2 separate regions of the Homo sapiens genome follow, and region 2 is linked to region 1. Evidence: chromatin loops called from intact Hi-C (ENCODE). Cell type or tissue: heart left ventricle. All regions are shown on one strand.

Region 1 (8,000 bases):
TCAGTTGGGAAACTTTTAAGTCACATTTTAGCCCACTCTTTACCTTACATTCTATTTCACAACCATTGACAAGTCCTGCCTGCAAAATAGATCCCAAATCTGACTACTCCCTGTCTCCCCCACCACTCCCACCCTAGTCCCAGCCCGGTAACCTCTAACCAGCCCACTGCAATCATCTCCTAACTAGGTCCCCTGCATCCTCTCCTGCCTCCATCGTAATCAAAGCTCCACACAGCAACTGGAGAGATCTTTCAAAAATGCAAACTAGGCCGGGTGCAGTAGCTCACGCCTGTAATCCCAGCACTTTGGGAGGCTGAGGTGGGTGGATCATGAGGTCAGGAGTTCGAGACCAGCCTGGTCAACATAGTGAAACCCTGTCTCTGCTAAAAATACAATAAAAAATTAGCCAGGCGTGGTGGTGGGTGCCTGTAGTCTCAGTTACTTGGGAGGCTGAGGCAGGAAAATCGCTTGAACCCAGGAGGCGGAGGCTGCAGTGAGCTGAGATCACACCACTGCACTCCAGCCTGGGTGACAGAGTGAGACTCAAACTCAAAAAAAAAAAAAAAAAAAAAGAGAAAAGCAAACCAGATCTTGCTCAAATGCTCCAGTGGCTTCTCAACACACTCAGAATAAAATCCAATCTCCCACCATGGTCCATAGGATGTGACAAAATCTACCCTGTACTGTACTTTGGCTCCTACCACTCTCTTCCAAGTTCACTCCATTCCAGCTACAAACTAACCCATCTCATGGCTGTTGCAACCATCCACCTGGAATGTTCTTTCCTTACCTCAGGTTTTTGTATGGTTTCCTCCTTCACTTCATCCAGGTCTTAATTTGAATATCATTTCAGTAGAGTCCTTCACTAACAATCTTATCTACAATAACACCTTGTATAAAATAATAACCATTTATAAAGTAGCCCTTTCACTCACAAACACTTTAGCTTGCTCTATTTTTCTTCACAACAGTTATCATTACCTCACCCTACCTTAAATTATGTTTTGAAAAAGAGTGTGTGTGTGTGTGTGTGTGTGTGTGTGTGTGTGTGTGTGTATGTGTGGTAGGAGTAGTGGTGGTGGGTAGTGGTAGTGTTTTTCTCTTCCATCACAAGGGTAAAGACTCTATATTTTGTTCACTGTTATATCCCAAGCACTTGGAAGAGTGTTTAGCACATAGTAATTCAATAAACATGTGTGAAATAATGAATGATTGAGAAGGCATTAGTTCCACTTTATATTTTTAATGTACTTAAAGAAGGAATAATGAGTTAGTCCATATCACTATCCAGGAAAACAGCTTCTTTTTTTTTTTTTGAAATGGGTGGGTGGGGTCTTGCTCTGTCACCCAGGCTAGATGGAGTGCAGTGGTGCTATCAAAGCTCACTGTAACCTTGAACTCCCAGGCTCAAACAACCCTCGCACCTTAGCCTCTAAAATAGCTTGGAACACAGGTGCAAGCCACCATGCCAGTCTAATTTTTTTTTTTTAATAGAGATGGGGGCCTCACTACGTTGCCCAGGCTGGTCTCTCACTCCTAGCTCCAAGCAATCCTCCCTCCTGGGCCTCCTGAGTTACTGGAAATACAGGCATAAGCCACTGCACCCAGCCCATCTTTGCTCTTTTAATATTCACTCTAGCTAAAGGTGCCACTTGTTTTAACCTAGATGAGAACAGCTCCAGGCCAAAAGAAAAAAAAAGAGGAAGAGAAGGCTCTTCAATTGCCTTTCACTAAATATCAGCACCCTTTCTATGACTCTAGGCTCCGACCACTGGACCTGGACACAGGGGCCCAGGCTCTATAGCCTCACAGCCTGGGGCTCTGAGTCTGGCAGCCTAATGGCTGGGAATCTGGTACTTTGCCATTGCCTGCAGGACCAATCTGTGACTTGTGGTGTAGCTGCATTCCCTGAATTTGGTGCTTATTCAAAGAAGTAAGTTGAAAGGAAGCATCATTAGATCAAGGATTGCATTTGTCTTGATCACCACTGAGGACCACAGGGGCTGATATGTAGCTGGGGTTCAAAAATGTATTAGGAATTGGAAGAGGAAGGTCAAGCAAAAAAAGACTTTCAAAAAGAGTATGATAAGGTAAGCAAGAATAAAAGAGAGTAAGAGCAGCATACTGGATGTACCATAAATCATACATATCTAGAAATCAATAAGTCATATGGTAATCCATTTGGAAGGGATTTTAGGGAGCCCCACAAATCCATGGTCATTTACCACATTACCTCAATACCGAAGAGAAAGTTTACGAAGTCTTTCTACTTGGATCAGTCTTGCTATCACCCAAATAATTTTAAACAATTCCCACTTTTATTTGCTCTCCTGTCCATGTAATTCCTCCAGTCTCAGCAAATGATTTTGCCGCCTATCTGACAAAGAAAAACCTCAGTAATAAGAATGTCTTCATCTGCCTTTTGCAGATCCACAAACTTCTACACACCTGGCCTTCCCTTCTTTTCTCACGAGGCACAGGAGACAGACCTGGCCATCATCCAAGGCCAGCAGCTCCCCACGTGATGTGGGGAGCTGCCCAGTATCTCCACCTTCTTGGGAACATACACTAGTGAGTGTCTTCCCCTTTCCTCCCTCTCTTCCTTTCCACCATCTCCTTTTCCAGTGTAGACTAAATAGTCTCATTTAAAAGAAACCTGGCTGGGCGCGGTGGCTCACGCCTGTAATCCTAGCACTTTGAGAGGCCAAGGCAGGTGGATTGCCTGAGCTCAGGAGTTCAAGACCAGTCTGGGCAACACGATGAAACCCTGTCTCTACTAAAATACAAGAAAAAATTAGCCAGGCGTGGTGGCGTGTGCCTGTAGTCCCAGCTACTTGGGAGGCTGAGGCAGGAGAATTGCTTGAACCTGGGAGGTGGAGGTTGCAGTGAGCCGAGATTGCGCCACTGCACTCCAGCCTGAGTGACAGAGCAAGACTCTGTCTCAAAAAAAAAAAAAAATTAAAATTAAAATAAAAGAAGCCTAAGCTTGAAGGTTATACCACCTAGCTAAGTAATGACTAGAATATTTGCAAAGGACAAGGATTGGGAATCACGTGCTATCTGCTTTTTAAATATCCCAACTGACCTTCACTTAAAATTTCCTACTTGCTTATCTTGCAGAATTTGTTTTGTCTTTGCTACTGTGTTTGCTAACAAAATATTTTAAGTTTTAAATAATGGCAGCTTGTAAGAAGTTGGCCCTTCAGTGTTTTTTGTTTTTTGTTTTTTTTGTAATCATTGACAATAAGCACTTATTCTTTCTGGAGAAGCTGGCCACTTGTTTATCTGCTGAACTACATTTCTCCTTCAAGGCTTTGTAGTGGAAAGCAAAGATATAAAACACAAGATTAAAGAATGATCTCATGGAGTTGCCAAAGAAATCTCTATAGTCCAGGAAGTCCTAGCATGCCTGGTTGGTTGTTTGTTTCCAACTTGAATGAGGTTTGTGAAAAGACAATTAGAATTGTCTTTTTGTTCCAATGGGTTATACAGGAAAGAAACAGGAAATCTTGATGAAAGCTTGGGCTTTACAGGATATTTGTGTGAGCATTTAGCCCATGTGTTTGATGTTTTTCTTTCCACATCTGCACACTTTATGCCTGGATTTTGGCTAAGATACTTTAAAATACTACTTCGCTGTTTTCACTTCATTACAGTTCCTGGCACGGTGCTTTCTGTAAGAGAGGGGCTCAAAAATTAAAACTGGAGAAGGAAACTGAGGCCCAGAGGCACAAGTCCATTCATTCCCTCTGAATGTCAGTCAGTTCCCTCGTTATAAAATGTGAGGATTAGACCGGATAAGTGCTTTTAAAACTTTTCCACCAAAGTACTCTCAGCAGCAGTGAAAATGAATAGCACCCCCCTGGGGGATCTGAGGGCATAGCCTGAAGCAGCCTCTGCAAGCTGGAAGTTTCTTTGAAATGTCCTATTTTGTCTTCTTCATGAGAACTTTGCATTTTACAAAACAGGAAAGTCTATGTTTGTTTTAATAGGAATGTTACCTCAATAGTAAAACTACGTTGCTTTCCCACAATCGAACTGAGTGGATGCAACACTCCAGGAAGCATGTACGCAGCCTCAGGAACCCCTGGCACTTGCTCACACTCCCCCGGGGATCACCTTACCTGAGTTGGAGAAGCAAGGGCCCAGATGCTCGGCGTCTAAATCCCCTCCTGATGTGAAATGCTATCATCATAACACTGACAATTTTACCTTTTAGAGAAAAGTAAAACAAAATAATAGAAAAATATTCACACTTCCATTTGAATGGCAACTGAGAAAGTAGGCAAGAGTCCTGATACAGGGAAATCCAGCCAGACAGGTACCTAAATGAATGAGTCAGCGGTGGAATCAGAGAAGTCGGTCTGTCAAGAGGGGCTGGGAATCTAATCAGGCAGATGAACAGAAAGTCCCAGAATCTTGGTTTTGGAAGAGACCACTGCAGTAAGACAGCCCCCGGAAGGCACAGTATCCCTCCAGAATACTCCAAAAACACACCGCAACCCACTCACACTGGAAACTTACTTTCTCACAAGAAAAACTGTTGCACATTTGAAGGAGGAGTTCTTTAGAAAAGAACTACCTTGAAACAATTCAAAATATTCCTCATGGTACCATGTATGTATGGGTTCAATTTCTGCCCCCTGGAACTCCGCGGGAGTGCATTTAGAGTGGGGGTCAAGGGCAGGCCTCAGGTTCAGGTTCCGAATCCACCACCTATGAACTCTGTGGGACCCTGGGCCATTTACTCAAATGGATGTACTTCAGTTTCTACAACTAGAAGATGAAAACAATAAACAGTGTAGCTACCTCACAAGATTTCTGTGAGTCAGGTGCAGTGGCTCACGCCTGTAATCCCAGCACTTTGGGAGGCAGAGGCAGGTGGATCACCTGACATCAGGAGTTCGAGACCAACCTAGCCAACATGGTGAAACCCTGTCTCTACTAAAAATACAAAAATTAGCCAGGAGTGGTGGCGTACCACGTGTAATCCCAGCTACTTGGGAGGCTGAGGCAGAAGAATCACTTGAACGTGGGTGGCAGAGGTTGCAGTGAGCCGAGATTGCACCACTGGCACTCCAGCCTGGGTGACAGACCAGGACTCTGTCTAAAAACAAACAAACAAAATATATATATATATATATATATATATATATATATATATATATAATTATAATATATAATATGCATTATACATATATTTTATATATATATATTACTGTGAAGATGGGGAGTGGCTGAATATGTGTAAAGCAAGCAGAGTAGTGCCTGGTCCAGGGTAGATCCTAATAACTGTGGGCTTTTAGGATTTTTATCACACAGACCAAGCCCAGTACTCCCTGAAATTCAGACCTTAAATTTACAAACAGAGAGATATGCAATCCTCCCTTTAAATATTCCCCTCTGACATAGTTCCAGACCTTTCTACACTCTGAAAACTCTTCTCTGAACATGTTCGAGTTTGTCAGTGGCCTGCTTAAAATGTGGTGACCAAAATCGACCTATTCCTTATGTGACCTGAAATGTAAACAATAGCTGGGACCATATCTGCCAGCCCTCTTGTCCCCTGTGTCCCAGGCACCACACTCCCCTTATCTCTGAGGCTTTCTGTCTTCCTTCTACTTTTGCAACTGATTTTCTAAACCAAACCATGGCATTTTATATTCAACCTCAATAAATGTAATCTTCTTAATTCCAGCCAGCTTAAAGCTGCAGAAAACTCATTTTTTTTAATCCTACATATTAACTATTCCTCAGAACTCTAAGCATTGGGAAACTTTAAACTTTTTTTTTTTAATCCCTTATCATCCTCGACTGACTGAGAGACACAGAAATCTCACTTTAGGTTAACACTAATCATTCAGAGATGGCCCTTTGAACTATCACTTAACCACATAAAGGTACCAATATTCAAACCATATTTCCCCATACTGCCTTCATGTAGGCACCGTCAGACGGCTCCACGAAAGCCAGATATATTACATCTACTCCTATTTCCTTATCTACCAGCCTGGCTGCCCTGTTCAAAGAAGGAAATGAGCTTAGTTTAATCGGCTTCATTCTTAGTGTACTCATGCTGGCTTGTAGAGCTCACTACTGTATGCCTATCGTTTGTCATGATAAACTTCCACAGGAAAAAATCCTAACAATTTGGAGTGGTCAGGGGAAACACTGTTACAGTTAACAGAATATTCTGCTGAAAAAAAAAAGCTAACTAAAAAAGTTTGTATATTGTCACATCAATAAATATTCTCCTAAAATGTACTAGCTCATACTCCTGCCTTCATCTTTCCTTAGTGAACTACCACCTGGGATCTTCATTCTCAGCATTGATTCTAATGTATAGACCTCTAGATATAGAAAGAATAAAAACAGGTGAAATCTGCACCCACCTGAGGTACGCTTGTGTGTGTTTTTACATTCCTGTTATATACTACATTTGTATCATCTCTTTTCATGAAAAAAAGAAAGAAAAATGGATGCAATGGTGTATGGCTTCCATTAATAGTATCAATTCTTTAAAGAATTTATCGGTATCCCTTATTGTGTTAGTATTATTTTTGATCAATACAAAGACAAAACTTTGATAGATTTTAAAATCTATCATTCTGAGAAAAGCCTTTGAAGTTTACATGCTTCCAGACAAATTTATATATTTTTTTTACATTAAAAAAGTGAAACTGTCACAATGTGGATAATAGGGGGTATAGAAAAAAAGAATTCACCATGATTCCATCCTCTAAAAAATAACTAGGATTTTTGAGATTAAGGATAATTGGGTCAGAGGGTGTAAGCGTTTTTCATGACTCTTGGTAGAATCTGCCAAAATCCTTTCCAAAAAGCCTGTAATGCCACTAGCATGTATAAAAGTACCAATTTCACTAAACTTTTACCGACTTTAGATGGCACATCATGGTTAATTCTAATTTGCATTTTTATTAACACCAAGAGTAACGATGTTTCTACATGGCTGTTCACTTAATTCATTTCTTATCTCTCTCTTTCCTTTGCCAGGTCACTTATTGGGACATTAATGATTTTCTTATGGTTTATGCTAATTACTATATTTAATCTGCTAATTATTTTTATATATTATACATTTATTAATTTTATAAGGAGAGTTACTCTTTGCCTAAGATATCTGCTTCAATTATTTCTTCAATTACTTTTTTAACTCAAAATACTTTTTATTTAGTCAAATGCATTTCAATTTTCCTTGGCGTTTTTTTCTTATTGTGTCTGACTTTCAAAGTCAGTGGTGTGCCAAAACAATTACAAAATAAATGCAGATCAGGTGCTGACATCATTTGGCCACACTTGGTTATAAATTTGTGACCCATGTGATTATCATCAAAATGAGAATATAATTTTAAAACTCCCACAGAGAACTCTGCAACATCTTACACTCATCCTGTAGTATCATAACCTCTGACTAGCATTTGTGTTACATAAAGAGCTTTAAATTTGGTTTTCCCTTCTCCCCTGTTCCTTCCTCAGTTTACTTAGAGGAACTGACATTTTTCTTATTTTTCTTAGTGCTTCTAATATTGTTTTTAATACAAAATTACCTCAATTATACTTTGTAACTATAGCATAATAAAAAGTAACATTCATTGCCCTTCCTTAATATTTTTATTTACATTTGATTATTACCTCTGTTTCCCTCTTACCACCCCTTCCTCCCCAATTCCAGCCTCCAATTCTTCATCTAGTTTTCTAAACCTAGTTTCTGAAACCAGTTTCCAAGCAACTTCCCCCATCACTAAAGTTGTGGAAAACATCCTCCATGGCACTTCAGATAACAGTGTATTTCAGGGGAAATACCTATTTTTAATTTAGCATGTGTCAGAACGACTTTCAGTTGCCATCCCATATTAATCGGAAATTAACTACTTCATTTTTATATAAAACCATTTTTTTAAAAAAAAGAATCTGATAGAATAACTCCATTGCACCGGCTTTTGCAGTTAGAAAGTCTGAAGTTATCCATACTTTGGCAC
Region 2 (8,000 bases), 64 kb before region 1:
TTATGTGACACTGTTATAAAAAGCTGTAAAATCTAGAAATGCTTATTAGACAACTGAGGGAAGATCTGAAACTTAGTCCCATTTAGGAAAATTTAGGGATACAGCCCCAGTATTTCTAATCAAAATAATATTGGACAATATTATAATATCACTTTATTACAACGTGTATTTAATTACTATGGAATAGGATATTCCATATAATCCCTTCCATGAAAGCCAAGGGAAAAGTTAGGAAATTCCCTAGATTATTTTACTGGTACTTAGACATAGGAGCAAGATACTTAAATTCCTCGACTGAAGAGTTTATACATTTAAAGAGTAATGCCATGTCTACTACCTTTTGGAGATTAAATATAAGGGTGGTGGCAATGGATTTTAAACATGGATTTCAACTGCCTATTAAAAAACTAGTTAAATATCTTACCTTTTCCAGTGTCATCTCTGTCTCAGCAGCATGAGTCTTTTTCAGCTCTATTTTCATCTTTTCTGATTCAGCCTTCAGTTTATTGACGACAATCTCATGTTCCCTTGTAGCCCTTTGCTTTTCCTCTTCACGAAGAAGACCAAGCTCTACCAGCTGCTGTTTCCGCTGTGAGTTCACATTGATCAATTCTTCTCTCAACTTGTGAACCTGGGCCTCCATGTCGGCAATAACCTTGTTTTTAAAAATGGAAAAATGGGCAGAAGATATCAATAGGGAAGTCACAAAAGAAGAACCAATGGGCAAAAGGCCAATAAATGAAATATGAACATATGGAATAGAAAGCTTAGATTGCACTCCATCCTTCCTTCTTTCCTTCCTTCCCTCCCTCTTTCCCTCTCCCTTCCTTCCTTCCCTCCCTCTTTCCCTCTCCCTTCCTTCCTTCCTTCCGTTCCCTTTCCTTCCCTCCCTCCCTCCTTCCCTTCCCCTCCTCCCTTCCCTTCCCTTCCCTTCCCTTTCCTTCCCTTTCCTTCCCTCCCTCCCTCCTTCCCTTCCCCTCCCCTCCTCCCTTCCCTTCCTTCCTTCCCTCCCTCCCTTCCCTCTCCCTCCCTCCCTCCCTTCCTTCCTTCCCTCCCTTTCCTTCCTTCCCTCCCTCCCTCCCTTTCCTTCCTTCCTTCCTTCCCTCCCTCATTCCCTCCCTCCCTCCCTCCTCTACTTCCTTCATTCCATATTCCCATGTCATTCCTTCCTAGCTCAGAGGCAAATACCACCTGGAACATTTTACCATACTTTTGGATCTTTAAACAACATATTGTTTAGTTTTACTTGTTTCTAATTTCTATGTAAATGGAATATTACATGTATTTTTCTGAAACTTGCTGTTTCAAATATTCAACATCATCATGTTCCTGAAATTCATCCAGTGTTCCCTATTGGATTTTTACTTTTTATTGATTGATTTCTGCTTTTATTTTTATGTCCTTCTTCCTACTTTCCTAAGGTTTATTTTGTATTCTTTCTTCTAACTTCTTATTTTGGATACTTAACTCATTTATTTTTTATCATTTCTTCTTTTCTGATTTATAAATGTAAGACTACAAATGTCTCTCTGGATACTGATTTAGTTCCATCTCTTTGGTTTAGATATGTGGTATTTTCATTATCGTTTAGTTCAAAATACTTTTTTAACTTCCATTATAATTTTTGTCTTTGACTTATGAACCATTTAGAAGTATGTTTCTTAATTCCCAAGCATATGGGACATATTAGTTTCCCAGGGTTGCCATAACAAAGTAGCACAAACTAGATGGCTTAAAAGAACAGAATTTTATTCTCTCATAGTTCTGGAGGCTAGAAGTCTTAAAATCAAGGTGTTGGCAGAGTTGGTTCCTTCTGGAAACTCTGAAGGAGAAGCTGTTCCATGCCTGTCTCCTAGCTTCTGGTATTTCCTGACAGTCACTGTGCCTTGGTGTGTAAATGCATCATTCCAATCAGTGCCTTTGTCTTCAGATGGATTTGTTCTCTCTGGGTGTCTGTGTCTCTGTGGTGCTGTATTTTATAAGGACACTGGTCATACTGGATTTAGGGCCCACCTTAATCCAGCATCACCTAATTTTAACTTGATTACATCTGCAAAAATTCTATTTCCGGCCAGGCGCAGTGACTCATGTCTGTAATCCCAGCACTTTGGGAGGCCGAGGCGGGTGGATCACAAGGTCAGGAGTTCAAGACCAGCCTGGCCAAGATGGTGAAACCCCGTCTCTACTGAAAATGCAAAAATTAGCTGGGCATGGTGGTGGGCACCTGTAATCCCAGCTGCTCGGAAGGCGGAGGCAGAGAACTGCTTGAACCTGGGAGGTGGAGGTTGCAGTGAGCTGAAATTGCGCCACTGCACTCCCGCCTGGGCAACAGAGCGAGACTCCATCTAAAAAAAAAAAAAAAATTCTATTTCCGGTTCTGTGTAGACAGGAAATTTTGAGAGGGACACCATTAAACTCAGGAAATGGACTTCAGTGGTTATTGTTTTGTCATTCACTTCTAATTGCACTGTGGCCAAAGAATGTAGTCTATCTCCCATTAATTCTTTGCAAATTTTGAGAATGTTTGATGGCAAGTTATGTAGCCAATTTTTTAAAAGCTTCATGTATGATTGCTAAGAAATGTCTATGCTGTATTTTCTACAGTTTTCAGTGCTATATCCTATACATGCCTATCATATCAAGCTTGTTACATAGTTGAAATCTTCTGTCACTTACTTACTGCCACTAACACATTAGCCAGCAATGCAACATTTCCCAAAACACAATGATAAATGTTTCATTTCATGCCTAATGTATGTTCAACAAGCACAGCCTAAACCAACATTTCCTTGACTGGAAACCAGAAAAATAAAAAAGTGACAGGAATCCAAATGTCACATTATGATGCTGGGAATAAGAATACAAAGCTAAATGATGAGAAGTTGCTTTGGTCAAAATATCTACAAGAATTATTTCATTTTCAATATAAATATTATATTCATCCAATTTTTAATTTTAACAATTTTGTGATTTCTACATGATAAATAATAATTGCTATAATTTTGAGTGTTTACTTTGCACCAGGCATCTTATTTTGGATTGTGTTCAGTATACATTAGCTCAACTATTAACCCTGTGGCCTCTCTACACTAGACTGGAAAAGACATCTAGAACAGTAACATTTGTGTTAGAGGAAAGAAAATGCTTTATAGTAATAAATCTGAGCCTTCGAGGCTGGAGGTGATAGGATGTCCCATTTTTATCCTGCCTTTCTAAGAAAAGCTTACTTGAACTAGTCCCAAAGGAATATGTGAGAGGACTTTATATAAAAGGCTGATCCTTGTAAACCTGTAGTGGAAAAATTAGTTATTTTTTCTTCAGGAAATCTATGCACTGTTTTAACATCTATTTGTTTCTCTATTTCATAGATTGATATCTGTGTATCAATAATCAGCTGTGGATCAATTGTCCGTGAAAACAGTCTTTTACCTTTTGTTCTTTGTTTTATAATGATTCTTTTGAACCCAAGAGAAGAGATAGTCAATGCAATCAGATTCTGAAATAGAGGATACATCTTCTAAAAACAGATAGACTTTAGCAGTGACAACAGTTATGTGTTTGGGAGGCAGAACATTCTTTTTTTAAAAAAAAGCTCAGGGATATCAACATGGCAGACAAGGATGGGTTGCTGGCTCCCTTCCCCAAAATCAATCCTGGAGAAAGCACAGGAAGCATGAATCTGAGATACTAATAACTATAACAATAATAAACATAACAAAAGCAAATTTTGAGAAGCTCCTGGGTGGAATAAAGACAGTCCTAAGGGGGTACAGCCTGGGGAAGAAAATAATAGAAAACCGCTGTAAGAAGGTGGGTTGCAGGAATGCTTTACCTTCTGCTCTTGTCTCTCTCTTTTGTAGCCAGGTAAAATCATATCTGTTCCATTACCATGTTGGGAGCAAGAACTCAACATAGTGTTGACATCAGTCAGTCAATACCAAGGAAAGCAAAGCCCTCCTTGGGTGAGGAGTTGAAGAAAACAGGCACAGACTTCTCTGAACTTCCTGGGTATTCCCCCTTCCAAAGGCTTCCCTCCAAACTCCCAGGACTAGTGACTCAGTCATTAGACACTCACTTCCAGGAGCTTAGGTAAATTCCCGACCAGCAGGTTTTCCTGATGAAGTAACTGTGAAAGGGAGTGGTACGGCAATGAAGGGCTCTGTCTTGGGGTTCATAATCTTGTCCTTCTATAAGCTCATCCAACAGGTCAGGGACTAAAGGTGGGCTTCTGCTCTTCCCCAGTCAGGATATCTGATAGTCCCAGGGGAAAATGGGCTCCCTGGCCAAAGTAAATAAACCTGAGGAGCAAAACTACTACCAAAAAGAGACACCTAAATAACATATATTATCTGAAGCAGTATAATTGGAACAGATGAAACAAGAATTTTTTAAGTGCGTAATAGGCCGGGTGTGTTGGCTTATGCCTGTAATCACAGCACTTTGAGAGGCCAAGGCAGGTGGATCACTTGAGCCTAGGAGTTCAAGACCAGCCTTGGCAATATAGTGAGGCTCCTTCTCTACAGATAATACAGAAATGAGTCAGGTGTGGTGGGGTGTGCCTGTAGTCCCAGCTACTCAGGAGGCTGAGGAAAGAAGATCAATTGAGCCCAGGAGGCTGCAGTGAACCGTGGTCATACCCTGTACTCCGGCCTGTGTGACAGAAGGAGATCTTATCTCCAAAAAAAGTCCATAATAAACATACAAATAGTAATATATATATACTTAATATACTGAAAAGTGTAATGGAAGAAGTTACAGACATGAAGCTGCAATTAATGTCATAGAAGAAGGAAAAAGTGAAAATGATAGGAAAAAGAGCAAGTTAGCTAAAGCCAAAGAATAGAATTGCGCATTGGAAGGATGGTAAGATTGAAGAACTCCCTGGGAGGCAGCAGAGAAAGATAATAATACAGAAAATGTAAAAGAAAAGCTAATATTTGTGGAGGACAGAGGAAGTGACAACATCTAAATAATAGAGTCTGAGAAAAATAGAATTGGAAAGATTTTATCCAAGCTCAAGCTGATTTGAAAGTCTGCTTTTTATCACATACTGTATCATCTCAAAGTATTAAGAATTTCTCTTAAGGAAGAGTACATATTTATTGTACTTTATTAATTTGTTATTGTGCGTTTCTATCCCCTAATTTTCACTATGGTTAGTACAAAGTTAACATCCAAAAGCCATAAGTCCATAATGTCTTTTTTTGAAAATTAAAAAATACATACATTTTTATAGATTTGGGAGCATAAGTACAGTTTTGTTACTTGGATATATTGCATAGTGGTAAAATCTGGGCTTTTAGTGTAACTACCAACCAAATATTATACATTGTGCCCACTAGGAAAATCTTTAAAAAATGAGCAAAAATGTTAGTTTTCCAAAAGCAGTGAGACCATCCCAAATCGAGTTTCAATCTCTGTCAATGTAAATCAAAGTATTGTTATGCACATTGTCATCACTGTGTAGATACTGTTCTATATTTTCACACACCCAATTTTAATTTAATTCCCATTTATTAGCATATTTGTCATATTTAGTGGCTCCCTAGTATTTCACCCTTCCAGTACAGGCATATCACAGAGATATTGTGTGTTTGGTTCCCGACCACCTCAATAAAGCAAATATTGCAATGAAGTGAATACTGCGATGAAGCAAATATCTCCATAAAGTGAGTCACATAAATTGGTTGGTTTCCCAGTGCATATAAAAGTTATAGACTATTCAGGAGTGTCTGAGGGAGAGAATACAGTCATGGGTTCTTGGTTTCTGTTTCTGGTTGGGCCAGTAAAGCCCCTTCCTCATCCCTCTTTTCTGCTTATCACTAAAGACAGAAACTTTAAAACCATGGCTTCTGGCTGCTAAAAGCCTAAAGCAAAACAAAACAGAACAACAACAACAAAATAAGGTGGGTTGGACAAGCTTGCAGTTTATTCAGTGAGCATTATGTCTAAAAAACAATGTGCATTCCTTCATTTAAAATACATTATTGCTAAGAAGGGTTAATGATCATCTAAGCCATTCTTAAGTCCTAATCTTTTTGCTGGTGGAGAGTCTTGTCTTGATACTGATGGCTTGCTAACCGAACTCCTGACCTCGTGATCCGCCCACCTCAGCCTCCCAAAGTGCTAGGACTACAGGTGTAAGCCACCACACCTGGTCAATGTTTATTATTTCAATGCATTAATGGAGTAAATTATATTATAGGTTATTTTCAAACGTTACATCAACCTTAGGTTACATTCAATTTTTTCCATAAGATAATATTACTGGATTCAGTTTGCTAATAATTTGCTAATGATTTTTGAGAGACTGACCTGAGGGATTTTTTTTTTTGGACTCTCCTTGGCATATTTTTAAATTGATGTTATGCTAGTCTCATAAATTCAGTTGCTGAATGATGCTACCTTTTTCATCCTCTGAAAGAATCAGTATAAGATGAGTTATTTGTTTCTTAAATATTTAGTGGAACTGGCCAGTAGGGCCATCTGGGCTTGATATTGTATATCTGGAAAACATTTTGACTACTATTTCAATTTTTCTGATGGTTATAGGATGATTCACATTTTCCGGTCTTTTACAGAGTCAGTTTTGGTAAATTTTTATAGTTTAGGAATTTTTCCTCTTCCCCTAAATTTGACATTTGTTGGCATTTATAAATTTCTATGTCCTTGCATTCTCTACAACTTGGTGATTACATACGTTATTTTTATACATTATTGGACTTGATTTGCTAATAATTCCAGATTTGTATGTGTGTGTTCATGAGTGAGTTGGCCTGGAATTTTTATTTCTCTTCTTGTACCAGTCATCTTTTCTATCAATATTACAATCTTTTAAATTGGTTTGAGAGTATTTTTCTCTTTCTCGCTTCTCTGGAAAAGTTTGTAAAAGACTACAGTGACCTGTCCCATGGGAGATTTTTATAGAACTCACCTGTAAAATTATATGAACTCAGTGTTTTCTTTGTTGAAAGATTTTTAACTGTTTTTAAAATTTGCTTAATTATATTAGATTATTTAGTTTCCTGTTTTGTCTTGCGGCATTTTATGTATTCCTGGAAATTTGTCCATTTCACCTGGGTTCTCCAATTATTGGCATAATGCTTTTTTAATATCTTATTTTTTTAATCTCTGATGATCTGGAATATATCCTTTTTAAAATTTAATGTTATTAATATCTCTCTTTTATTGATAACATTACCATAGCTTTATTTTTATTCCCAATATTGTTTATTTGCACTTTGTTCTTTGATCAGTCCTACCAGAAATTGCTTCATTTTTCTAACTTCTTAAGCTGGTTGCCTACTTCATTAACAATTAACCGTTTAAAAATAAATGGCAGGTTAAGTGTACCCATTTCTCTCATTTTAGCTTCATCCTTCAAGATTTGAGAAGTACTATTTTCATTATCAATTATTTCTAAGTATTTTAATTTAAATGTTATGAACTTATTTTTGATTAGGAAATACGTTGACATTGATAAGAATTTATAAGCCACAAAAGTAGATACAGTAAACTATCTTCCACTCACCCGGACTGTCATCAATAACCACCTCATCCCCACCCAAAATAGTACCAATGTAAAAAGTGTCAAAAGTGTCTTAGGTCTAATTCCAGAAGATCAATTCTTAGGTCTAATTCCAGAGATCAATTCAAAGTGCTTTTAATTTTACCTTAATTTTATCTTATGGAAAAAACTGAATGTAATCTAAGGTTGATGTAACGTCTGAAAATAACCTATAATATAGTTTACTCCATCAATGCATTAAAAGAAAAAACATTGGCCAGGTGCGGTGGCTTATGCCTGTAGTCTTAGCACTTTGAGAGGCCGAGGCGGGCAGATCACGAAGTCAGGAGTTCAAAACCAGCCTGGCAACATGGCAAAACCCGTCTCTACTGAAAATACAAAAAGTAGCTGGGCGGGGTGGCAGGTGCCTGTAATCTCAGCTACTTGGGAGGCTGAGGCAAGAGAATCGTTTGAACCCAGGAGGCGGAGGTTG

The links. Peaks named below come from ENCODE experiments on the same cell type or tissue, not always from the same donor. Only the 100,000 strongest peaks of a DNase experiment are listed, where the experiment ranks them.
Region 2: a loop joins it to region 1, with 2.5 times the contacts of the local background. A loop is called at or near these places in 2 of 110 quality-filtered maps.

What each region holds. Positions count from the first base shown.
Region 1 is chr17:65,915,237-65,923,236 of GRCh38, forward strand. All of the region lies in intron 19 of CEP112 (centrosomal protein 112), which reads right to left. Among named protein-coding and RNA genes, the nearest start is that of CEP112, 270 kb to the right of the region's middle. In heart left ventricle, a CTCF peak has its summit at 3,864; no DNase peak of the experiment used is centred here; H3K27ac peaks cover 450 bases.
Region 2 is chr17:65,851,380-65,859,379 of GRCh38, forward strand. CEP112 (centrosomal protein 112) reads right to left here. Exons shown (of 27, transcript NM_001199165.4): 21 at 425-655. Among named protein-coding and RNA genes, the nearest start is that of AXIN2, 290 kb to the left of the region's middle. RefSeq lists an enhancer at 3,479-4,678. In heart left ventricle, no CTCF peak of the experiment used is centred here; no DNase peak of the experiment used is centred here.